3 separate regions of the Homo sapiens genome follow, and all the other regions are linked to region 1. Evidence: chromatin contacts called from ENCODE Hi-C or POLR2A ChIA-PET data. All regions are on one chromosome and are shown on one strand. The core of a region is the stretch at or near the end of the contact, and the rest is flanking DNA. Distances in the headings are between cores, read along the strand shown. Region 1 holds the start of PI4K2A (phosphatidylinositol 4-kinase type 2 alpha). Region 2 overlaps SLIT1 (slit guidance ligand 1). Region 3 overlaps SLIT1 (slit guidance ligand 1).

The links. A loop is a pair of places that touch in the nucleus more often than their neighbours do. ChIA-PET counts read pairs that join two places held with the same protein, here RNA polymerase II (POLR2A). Pooled maps may share reads with other maps.
Region 2: a pooled map shows a loop between it and region 1 (4-fold over the local background). The contact joins the enhancer-like site here to the promoter of PI4K2A in region 1. A Hi-C loop is called at or near these places in 1 of 168 maps with a recorded cell type or tissue (ascending aorta) and 4 of 50 pooled maps. POLR2A ChIA-PET finds 5 or more read pairs at or near these places in 2 of 52 experiments (H1 and HEK293).
Region 3: a loop to region 1 is called in a pooled map, with 2.8 times the contacts of the local background. The contact joins the enhancer-like site here to the promoter of PI4K2A in region 1. A Hi-C loop is called at or near these places in 1 of 168 maps with a recorded cell type or tissue (ascending aorta) and 4 of 50 pooled maps. POLR2A ChIA-PET finds 5 or more read pairs at or near these places in 1 of 52 experiments (H1).

What each region holds. Positions count from the first base shown.
Region 1 is chr10:97,638,751-97,641,940 of GRCh38, reverse strand. PI4K2A (phosphatidylinositol 4-kinase type 2 alpha) reads right to left here and starts at 1,270. Exons shown (of 9, transcript NM_018425.4): 1 at 764-1,270. The coding sequence starts at 1,198. RefSeq lists silencers at 951-1,180, 2,345-2,528.
Region 2 is chr10:97,035,876-97,039,120 of GRCh38, reverse strand. SLIT1 (slit guidance ligand 1) reads left to right here. Exons shown (of 37, transcript NM_003061.3): 22 at 1,355-1,423. Among named protein-coding and RNA genes, the nearest start is that of SLIT1-AS1, 65 kb to the left of the region's middle. RefSeq lists an enhancer at 539-1,039. Within about 2 kb of position 1,385, at least 4 of the 41 ENCODE cell types and tissues checked have a DNase peak (open chromatin) inside an H3K27ac peak, as active enhancers do.
Region 3 is chr10:97,015,400-97,018,414 of GRCh38, reverse strand. The region is part of intron 28 of SLIT1 (slit guidance ligand 1); the gene reads left to right. Among named protein-coding and RNA genes, the nearest start is that of SLIT1-AS1, 86 kb to the left of the region's middle. Within about 2 kb of position 1,549, at least 3 of the 41 ENCODE cell types and tissues checked have a DNase peak (open chromatin) inside an H3K27ac peak, as active enhancers do.

The DNA.
Region 1 (3,190 bases), core at 21-2,520:
ATCCCCCTTTATATACAGGCAGGGGACAAAATAAAGGTCGGCAAACGCTCTGCCTTAGTTGAAAAGCAGGCTGTTGATAGCCCTGGGAGAGAAATGAAAGAAAAAGTAGCTGATGGCCCCATGTTTCTAAAACTCCAAGTTCTATCTAAACTTTGGAGTCGTCAAAAAGTATTTGAACCCTTTCCCAGAAGTGAGCAATACCCAGGGCAGATGAAACTGGTGAGTCCGCCCATTCTTTCTTCAACGTCTGTTAATAAGAGCTGGGACGGTGGCAGGGGACATCCCCCACAACATAGAAGGCTGGAACTGAATTCTCAGATCCCCTGATAGGTCACCCATCCTCCTCCGTGAACAGCGACACACTGGTTCGGTCGGTCCAAAAAGAGAGAACAGGCCTAAAGCCCCAAATCTGCAAGTCGGCGGCCGAATAGCTGTCCCAGTAGTGTGAAGCTAAGTACCCTACTAGAAAGCAGTCTCTGTCCAGCGGCGGATTGCCCCACCACACCGCTGAGCCCCCGGCCCGTATCTGGTCAATTTCCTCTTTTCATTTTCCGCTCACTCCTCCCCCACCAAGTAGGTTCTGATTTATTTCTCCATTCCGCAGAGCGTCCCCAGCTCCAGTCCTCAGTGGCATCCCTAAATCCTGCCAGGGGCTGGTACTGTGAAGTTTCTCCCTTTTCCCTCTGGCTGTGCGAAGCCCCCAACTCCCCAGGAGCGCCGCCGGCCCTCAGCCCGCGGCGGCGGTCCCCACCCCCGCACTCACCCCCTGAGGGTCCTTGACGAAGTAGCTTCCGCTGGAGCCCTGGTAGATGCGCTCGGGAAAGATGCAGCGCTCGATGGCCAGCTCGGCCTGCCGCACCACCGCCTCGAACTCAGGATCCTCCGGGAACTCGTTCCGCTCGCGGTGGGCCTGAGCGGCGTGGGCTGCCGCCGCGGCCTGAGCGGCCAGAGCCTGGGCCTGCGCCGCCACGGTTTGGGTCTGGCCCTGGGCCGCCGCGCCCCGGGCCCGATCCAACAGTGGCTGCCGCTCGCGGTCGTGGCCCGGCGAGCCCGGCGGAGAGGGGCCCGAGCCGGCCGCCGCCGCCACTCGGACCGCGCCCCCGGGCACCTGCGGAAAGTGAGCGCCCGAGCCCGACGGGAAGGTGTAGTCCGGGGGTTGGGCCCGCTCGGGGGACACTAGTGGGCTCGTCTCGTCCATCCCTCAGACAGCCGGCTCCGGGACCCGGCGCGCTCCACACCACTGCGCTCGCGGCCGCGACCAATCCGTGACATCCCCCAGGCCCCGGCCGGCCAACCAGGTCGCGACGCCTCCTTGGCCCCGCCTCTAACCTGCCCTGTTTACTTGGCTACGAATAGGCACGGCCCCTCGCGCGCGAACAGTAGCCAATCAGAACCTGCTCCTACGCAATCGCTGCCTCCGCATTTTTCTCCCCGTCACCTTCTGTGAAGACTGCGCATGCTCCAGGACCCAACCTTGGGTCAGGCACGCCCCCTGCCCCTACTATACCAGCGCCACGCTTAGCTTCCAATTGGCTTACTGGACTTGGGCGCTTTCAAAACAGCAACTATCCTGTCAGTCACTCATTGAGTGCCTACTCTGAACCGGCTGTGAGATTGGAGGAATCTCATCTATGTATCCTCATTCATTCAGTCAGGCACTCATTCATTTATTGAGCACGTACTATGTTCTAAGTGCTAGGGAGACAGCAGTGAAGCAAAGAAACAAAGCTGCTGCTCTACCTCGATGAAACGTTTTTTTTGGGGCGGGGGGTTTGTTTTTTGGGTTTGTTTTTTTTTTTTTTTTGAGACAGAGTGATCAGTCTCCAAAAAAAAAACGACAGAGGTCAAGTGATCTGCCCACCTCGACCTCCCAAAGTGCTGGGATTACAGGTGTGAGCCACTGCGCTTGGCCTGGAAGTAGGTTTTTAAAGGAAAAGAGGCAGTTCCTAACTTGTTTACCAAGAATTTACATTAAAATAACAAGTTATAGATTGGCTATACATTGTACTTTGTATCCCAAATTCGTATCTCAGTTGACCTAACATACTTCCAATGTAGATGTAACAATGTCAGGTTACACTTCAAGTTCGCAGGAACTTGAAGGTAATGGGTGAAGTAGCCAGTCAGGATAAAATGTCTTAACAATTGCCTCCAGGTTTTCCTAGGAAGCCCTGAAGATTTCTTTTTAAAATATTATTATTATTTTTTTAGAGTTAGGTTATCTCTATGTTGCCTGGGCTGGTCTTGAACTCCTGGCCTCAGGCGATCCTCCTCCCTCAGTCTCCCAGAGTGCTGGGGGATTACAGGTGTGAACCACCCACAGTGCAGCCAAAAAATAAAAAATTTTTAAAAGAAAAAAACCCGCCAGGCACAGTGGCTCACGCCTGTAATCCCAGCACTTTGGGAGGCTGAGGCAGGCGGATCACCTGAGGTCGGGAGTTCAAGACCAGCCTGACCAACATGAAGAAACCCTGTCTCTACTAAAAATACAAAATTAGCCGGGCATGGTGGCACATGCCTATAATCTCAGCTACTCGGGAAGCTGAGGCAGGAGAATCGCTTGAACCCAGGAGGCAGAGGTTGCAGTGAGAAACTCTGTCAAGAAAGAAAGAAAAAGAGAGAAAGAGAAAGAAAGAAAGGGAGAGGGAGAGGGGCAGGAAGAAATAAAGAAAAGAAAGGGAAGGAAAGAAAGGAAAGAAAGAAAGAAAGAAACCATTGCCCCAGAGTGTGGGTGTGGAAGGCATGACTGAAGTCCCATACTCATGTCTTTGAGCCAATAGACTGTGCATACATCACACAGAGCTCAGACTGCTCTAAGCTATCTTTCCTTCTCAACCTTATAGGAATTCAAGGCCAGCCTGGGCAACATAGCAAGACTCCATCTATTTTTTAAAAATTAATTTTTTTAAGGAGTTCCTAGGAAAACCCAGGGGCAATTGTTAAGACATTTTATTCCTGACTCGCTGCCTCACCCATTATCTTCAAGTTCCTGTGAAGATACAAACTTGTGATACAAAGAATAATACATAGCCAATTAATATCTTACACTGTGCCTGGCCCAGCTGCTCAATGCTTATTTGTTAATTGAAGAAAAATATGGTCCCATGAGCCTAAGAAGTTCTTACCACGAGGTAAGAGTCCATTGCTTTTACTCACACTGTTAAATCTCAGTGTCTAGACACAGTAGGTG
Region 2 (3,245 bases), core at 136-2,635, 600 kb after region 1:
ACCAGCAAGGCTGGCCTTTTCTTCACAAGCACATCAACCACTGCGGGCCTTTTCCTGGGCCTGGCCTGCCCCGTCTTCACCCTGTTTTCTACTGCAGAGTTAGTGTCCTACAAACCTCATGAGTCCTTGCTTTCTCCTTGGAGCCTCCTAGCAGCCCTGAGAATAATGGGATGGGTGGGGCAGCCTACCTTCTTTGACTGAAGATGGTGAAGTTCAGAGCCTGCGAAAATCTTTTAACTTCTCTAAACCTCAGTTTTGTCATCTGTGAAATGGGACTACTTGGGTATGTGGACGAGGACTGCCTCGAGGATCAAACGAGATGGGTGGGAAGTCAGTTTGTATGATGCAGAGCGAGGGGTAAGGATGAGCACAGCCCTCCTTTTGCTCCTCTCTGGGGCTTTGGGAAGTGGGGGAGAGCTGTCCTGCAGGCTGTAGTTAGTTGGGGGGTGGAGATCCTGTGCTGGAGCTCAGCTTGGCTCAGCTCCTGGCATTGGGCCACTGCTTAGCACCTTCAGGCTGGAGGCATGAATGGTCAACAATGAAGGGAAGAGGGGGAGGTTCAGAGCATCTTGAATCCCAAGCTCTATCCTGTAGAAATGGGAACCTTGGGAAGCTTCGGGCTTAGGAGGATTTCGGTGGGCTTGGTTTTAAGGACAGTGACTTGGATAGCAGTGAGTAGAGTGGAGGCCAGAAGGGAGGTCCAAGGTGCAGAGAACAGACAGAAGAGGCTGCAGCAGGAGCCCGGGCATGGGTGGTGGTGCACAGTCGGCGGGTGGCATGAGAGTGCAAGGAAAGCAAGCTGTGAGAGAGCAGCGGTGGCACTGGCTGCAGAGGGAGGAGGAGAAGCGACATCAGGGTGCGGAGCCTGGAAGGCAGGAAGGCAGAGGGGTGCTGATGGAATGAGGGGGAACTGGTTGGGCAGTCTGGCTGTGAATCAGCTTCACAGCCCATGCCAGCAGGTGGACAGGGGGCCCTGGGAGCTGGCAGGGCCCGGTAACGTGCAAATCAGATCTATTTGGCCAGGAAAGAGCAGAGCAGGGAGGGGAAGGCAGGGGCCCAGGGAGTGTCCATGGACAAGGAGGAGGCTGGGAGGGTGAGAAGGGAAGCGAGAAGGGAACCGAGAGAGGCCACGTGACTATTGGCTTTTTACCAAGTCCTCTGGGTGGCACCTCCCCAGATGGCTTCAACAACGTACATATTTTCTCCTCCCATAAGTGATTCTGGGCCCATCGTGTGGCCTATGTGGAGGAGAGGAAATGAGAGCGAAGTCCCTGGCTGCAGGGAAGGCTGTCCCCAGCATGGGGCACCACCAGAGGTGGAGATGGGCACTAACGCCGCTGTGTTCTCTCTGCAGCTATTTGGACGGGAACCAGTTCACGCTGGTTCCGGGACAGCTGTCTACCTTCAAGTACCTGCAGCTCGTGTAAGTATCCAGGCCGCTTGAGGACAGGAGGGCCTTTGGCATCTAACCATCAGGACTCCGGCTTTCCTGGAATTTCCTACGGACCTCACTTCTGGGCAGATCCTGCTTCTTTTCCTTTCCCTGCTCCCCTCTGGGAACAGCTGTGCCTAGAGCTGTTTTGCCACCTAGTGGCCACGATTGGCAATTACATAGTTCCAGGCCATGTTGGGTTGGACCTGCCTCCTCCTCCTGCCCACGCCGTCTCCCCAAAGCTCCCCCGTGAGGCTGGTCGTGACTGTTAAAAGGGTTATCCTGGTCGGGCGGGCACGGTGGCTCACACCTGTAATCCCAGCACTTTGGGAGGCTGAGGCGGACGGATAACCTCTCGAACTCATGTTGGAGTTCGAGACCAGCCTGATCAACATGGAGAAACCCCATCTTTCCTAAAAATACAAAATTAGCCGGGCATGGTGGCACATGCCTGTAATCCCAGCTACTCGGGAGGCTGAGGTAGGAGAATCGCTTGAACCCGGGAGGTGGAGGCTGCAGTGAGCCAAGATCGCACCATTGCACTCCAGCCTGGGCAACAAGAGCAAAACTCCGTCACACACACACACATACACACACACACACACACACACACACACACACACACACACACACACACACAAAGGGGGTTATTCTTGCAAGGTTAGGAGCCAAGGAGCCAGGAAAAGTGGAGGGTGATGGAAAGCTTCTCGGTCCAGCTCAGCTCTCAAACCAAGTATGAACTATGGCAGCTACAAATACATACCTGTAACTAAGTTTTTCTTCAGGCTACGCCTCTGCTTTTCTATTATTTCCACCTTTGACCCCTTCTACTCCATGAAAATATACAAAATAAGCCTCAGGATAATAAGTTCAGCTCCTTTTAGTTTTCTAGCCTACCTAGCTCCTCACTTCAATTGTCTTTATCTGCTCCTTGGCCAGATTCTACCAAAAAGAAGTCCAGAGAACATTCCACCTTAGTGTGATTTGGAGCAGTCCCACTCCAAGTGCAATCTACGGGCCCACATCAGTCCCAGAACTGTTTGTAATGGGTTTGTAATTAGATATGGCGCTTACACCAGAATCTAAATCAATGTATTGCTTCCTTTGTTGAGAAAGTCTTGCTATGGAAACAATGTTCGCGTAAACTAAGCTAGGTGTGGTGACCGGATCTTGGCCCAAGTTTCTTATTGTGGGTTGGTGAAATTTAGTTCAAGGACTGGCTACTTTGGGCGGCTCTGGCTTACAGAATTTTGAAGCTCCAATTTATCTGTCTTTGCTTAATGACCTGGCCAATGTGTGTTGAATGTTCCAATGGGAGGGGTGGAGAAGGGATGGAGTAGTGTGATTCAGTGGCTGGTGTCAGAGTGCTTTGAGCCAGTGAAACTGCCTCTTGGGGGCTGAAGTACCACCACCTCCTCATCACAGGGGAGGACCACAAAGTGTGTTGAACATTCAGTAGAGCACTTAAATGTATCTCCAAAGACAGTGGAATGATTTAGAATTAGATTAGAGGAACGTTCAGGAGGAGAAGATGAAGGCACGGCACATCGTTGCATTTTCTAAATGTTTCCTGAGCTGAGAGCGCATGAAGTGGGCAGACGTGAAGGCCCCGAAGTCATGGCCCCCTCTCCAGACTGTCATGGTTTAGGGAGGATGCAGGGGAGGGGAGGGAGCGCATAAAGTCGTGTGGGTGATAAGGGTTCCAACAGAGGTCAATGCTGATTAGGGCTGTGGCTCAAGGAGGATGTGATCAACTCAGGGAGGCGGCTTGCGGGGAGGGCATCTTGGAACACGAGCTGGAGTTCATTGGTGG
Region 3 (3,015 bases), core at 300-2,799, 620 kb after region 1:
AAGCCCACCAGGCCAAGCCCTTCCTTGCGCAGATGCAGTGGGAGCACAGAGAGACCAGTGGATACCTAAGCCGCACAGCTCCCCAGCTCCAGGGTTGAGCAGGGCTTGGAGTGGGCTCTGCTGCCTCCTGCTCCAGGCCTTCTTCCTGCTCCTGCCAGGTGCCATGGGGGCCTTTTTGAAGGCACTCGGATTCCATGGCCAAAGCATATACAGTGCAGTGCCAAGGACCACAGCAGGGGTGTTTGAAATTCCTATAAATTTCCATTCAGGCCGTGCTCGGTGGCTCACTCCTGTAATCCCAACACTTTGGGAGGCCGAGGTGGGCAGATCACGAGGTCAGGAGTTTGAGACCAGCCTGGCCAACATAGTGAAACCCCATCTCTAATAAAAATACAAAAATTAGCTGGGTGTGGTGGCACGCGCCTGTAATCCCAGCTACTCCGGAGGCTGAGGCAGGAGAATCGCTTGAAACTGGAAGGCGGAGGTTGCAGTGAGCCAAGATCATTCCACTGCACTCCAGCCTGAGCAACAAGAGCGAAACTCTGTCTCAAAAAAAAAAAAAAAAAGAAAAGAAAATTTCCATTCACCCCAAAGCCTCCAATCTCCCTCGAAGAGCCTGCTCCTGACAGTGCTGCCTGCAGACAGGGCCCTGGCCAGCCTCCTCAAGCTGCCCCCTGAGCCCCTGAGACACAGCTGGGGCTGCCACTGGGTGGGTGAGGCCTGCCCAGAGGTGGGAGCCAAGGCCTGTTTGCTTTCTCTGGGGTCCCCCCATCTCATGAGTCACACTGGGCACTGTGGGAGGGGATAGCCCTCCGGCCCTGCCCTGAGCAGCCCATTTTCTGCTATTCAGTGAAGGGGCCAGCCCTAATGACCCCATCTCTTAAGTCCTTCCAGAGCTGACATCACAACGCAAGCGCCCTCCCACTGGCTGCTCCCCACAGGACCGCCCAATGAGCCCCACCCTCCCAGAGCTTTTCTGAGGAATACATAGTATTTAGTTGCTGAAAATAAATTGCTGGCGCAATACATTGGCTCTTCCGAAAATGATGTTGAATCTGGGGGCAGAAATGGCTGAGCCTGCCTCTGCATACCCAAATTACCAGATGTAAAAATGAATCACTAAATGGCCTCTCTTCCCCTGGTTGCCTTGGAAACGGCGTCCTTACACTCTGCACCCAGCCTCCTCGGGGCTTCGGTGAGCAACTCCCTGGGCGCGCCCTCCTCATTCCTGAGACGCCCCAGCTGGGGGCTGAAAGGACACCCCCTTCACCCTGAGATGGGGAGATGGGGCAGCCCCCTCACCTCACTGCCTTACAGAATGCGGGCTGCGGGAGTGGGCTCTCCAGGTGGAAAGGGGGTGCCTCCACGAGTTACCCCTCAACCCCAAGGCTCTCTGGGGCACCTGTTATCCCCTGACCTGTGTCTACTCCCGCTACCCTGCCCCAGCTCGTACCACAGGCCACTTTCTGAAATGTGAAACTGACCCTGTCACCCCAGCTTAAAACCCTGCTGCTGGTCCCCTCCAGCCTTCAGGGAAAACAGTTAACCACAGACCATTTCCTGCAATGGTGATTTGAATTCTTTTTACTCACAGACTCCCCAGATACATTCTAAAAACTATACACTCCCTCACACATCCTTAGATTGACAGCTAAAATTTTCATTTTAAGTTTTTCATTGCAAAGGAGGTAATTTTTCCAGATATTATAAATATTATTAACATTTAAGAATAAAACTATCACTTTATTTGGGAGGCTAAGGTGGAAGGGCCTTAAGACAAGTAGTTGGAGACTAGCCTGGGCAACATGGCAAAATCCCCATGGCAAAACCCATCTCTACAGACAATTAAAAATTAACCAGGTGTAATGGTGAATGCCTATAGTCCCAGCTTCTCAGGAGGCTGAGGAGGGAGGATCACTTGAGCTCAGGAAGTTGAGGCTGCAGTAAGCTGTGATCATACCACTGCACTCCAGTCTGGGCAACACAGTGAAACTGTCTCTAAAATAAAAAAATAAATTAAGCTTTAAAAATATGACATTAAATCACTCTTTTATCATTCTCCAATGCAATCTAAACAGCACATCATTTTGACACTTTTTTTTTTTTGAGACAGAGTCTCGCTCTGTCACCCAGGCTGGAGTGCAGTGGCGAGATCTCGACTCACTGCAACCTCTGCCTCCTGGGTTCAAGCAATTCTCCTGCCTCAGCCTCCCGAGTAGCTGGGACTACAGGCATGCACCACCACACCCGGCTAATTTTTGTATTTTTAGTAGAGACGGGGTTTCACCATGTTGGCCAGGCTGGTCTCAAACTCCTGACCTCAAGGGATCCACCCACCTTGGCCTCCCAAAGTGCTGGGATTACAGGCATGTGCCACCCCACGTGGCCAATTGGATACCATTTTAAAATGACACGAACAAGTTCTTCTTTAACAGTTAAACATTTTACCTTGTTCTTTTTTCTCCTCTAACTAGTATTTCCATTTTACTCCTTACCCTCCTGTCTTTTTTTTCTAACCAAATATATTTTTATGCTAGACTCTTTTCTTGAGTACTCTGCCATGCGTCTCTGTCCCCAACATGGGTACACGTAAGTTAAAACTTAAAGTTTTTTTCTTATTTCTCATCACCATAAGCCTCTGATTTAAAGTTTCTTTTGCAGCGAGTTATCCCTACAATAATTCGAAACAACATAACTGTATTATAGAATTGGATTGAAAATTATTACACATAGAAGGAAAATTTTATTGGACTGTATCTCTCTTAATGAGATGGATGGGTGCTTTTTTGTTCTTTTCTTCTCTCAGTTGGTTTATGGGTGAATGTTGCAGAATGAGAGAGGACACAGCGTTTGATCTTTTCCTGTTTTGTTTTTATAGATATAAATGCTGGGAAGTTTGTTCATGTAAATAAACTGGTGAGATTAGGAGTTTTATTATAGCCATGTCACTTAATTCTTTGAAAGCCCTCCCAGTTTTTATGCCAAATCTCCACAGTGACCTGTCATCAAGATTAT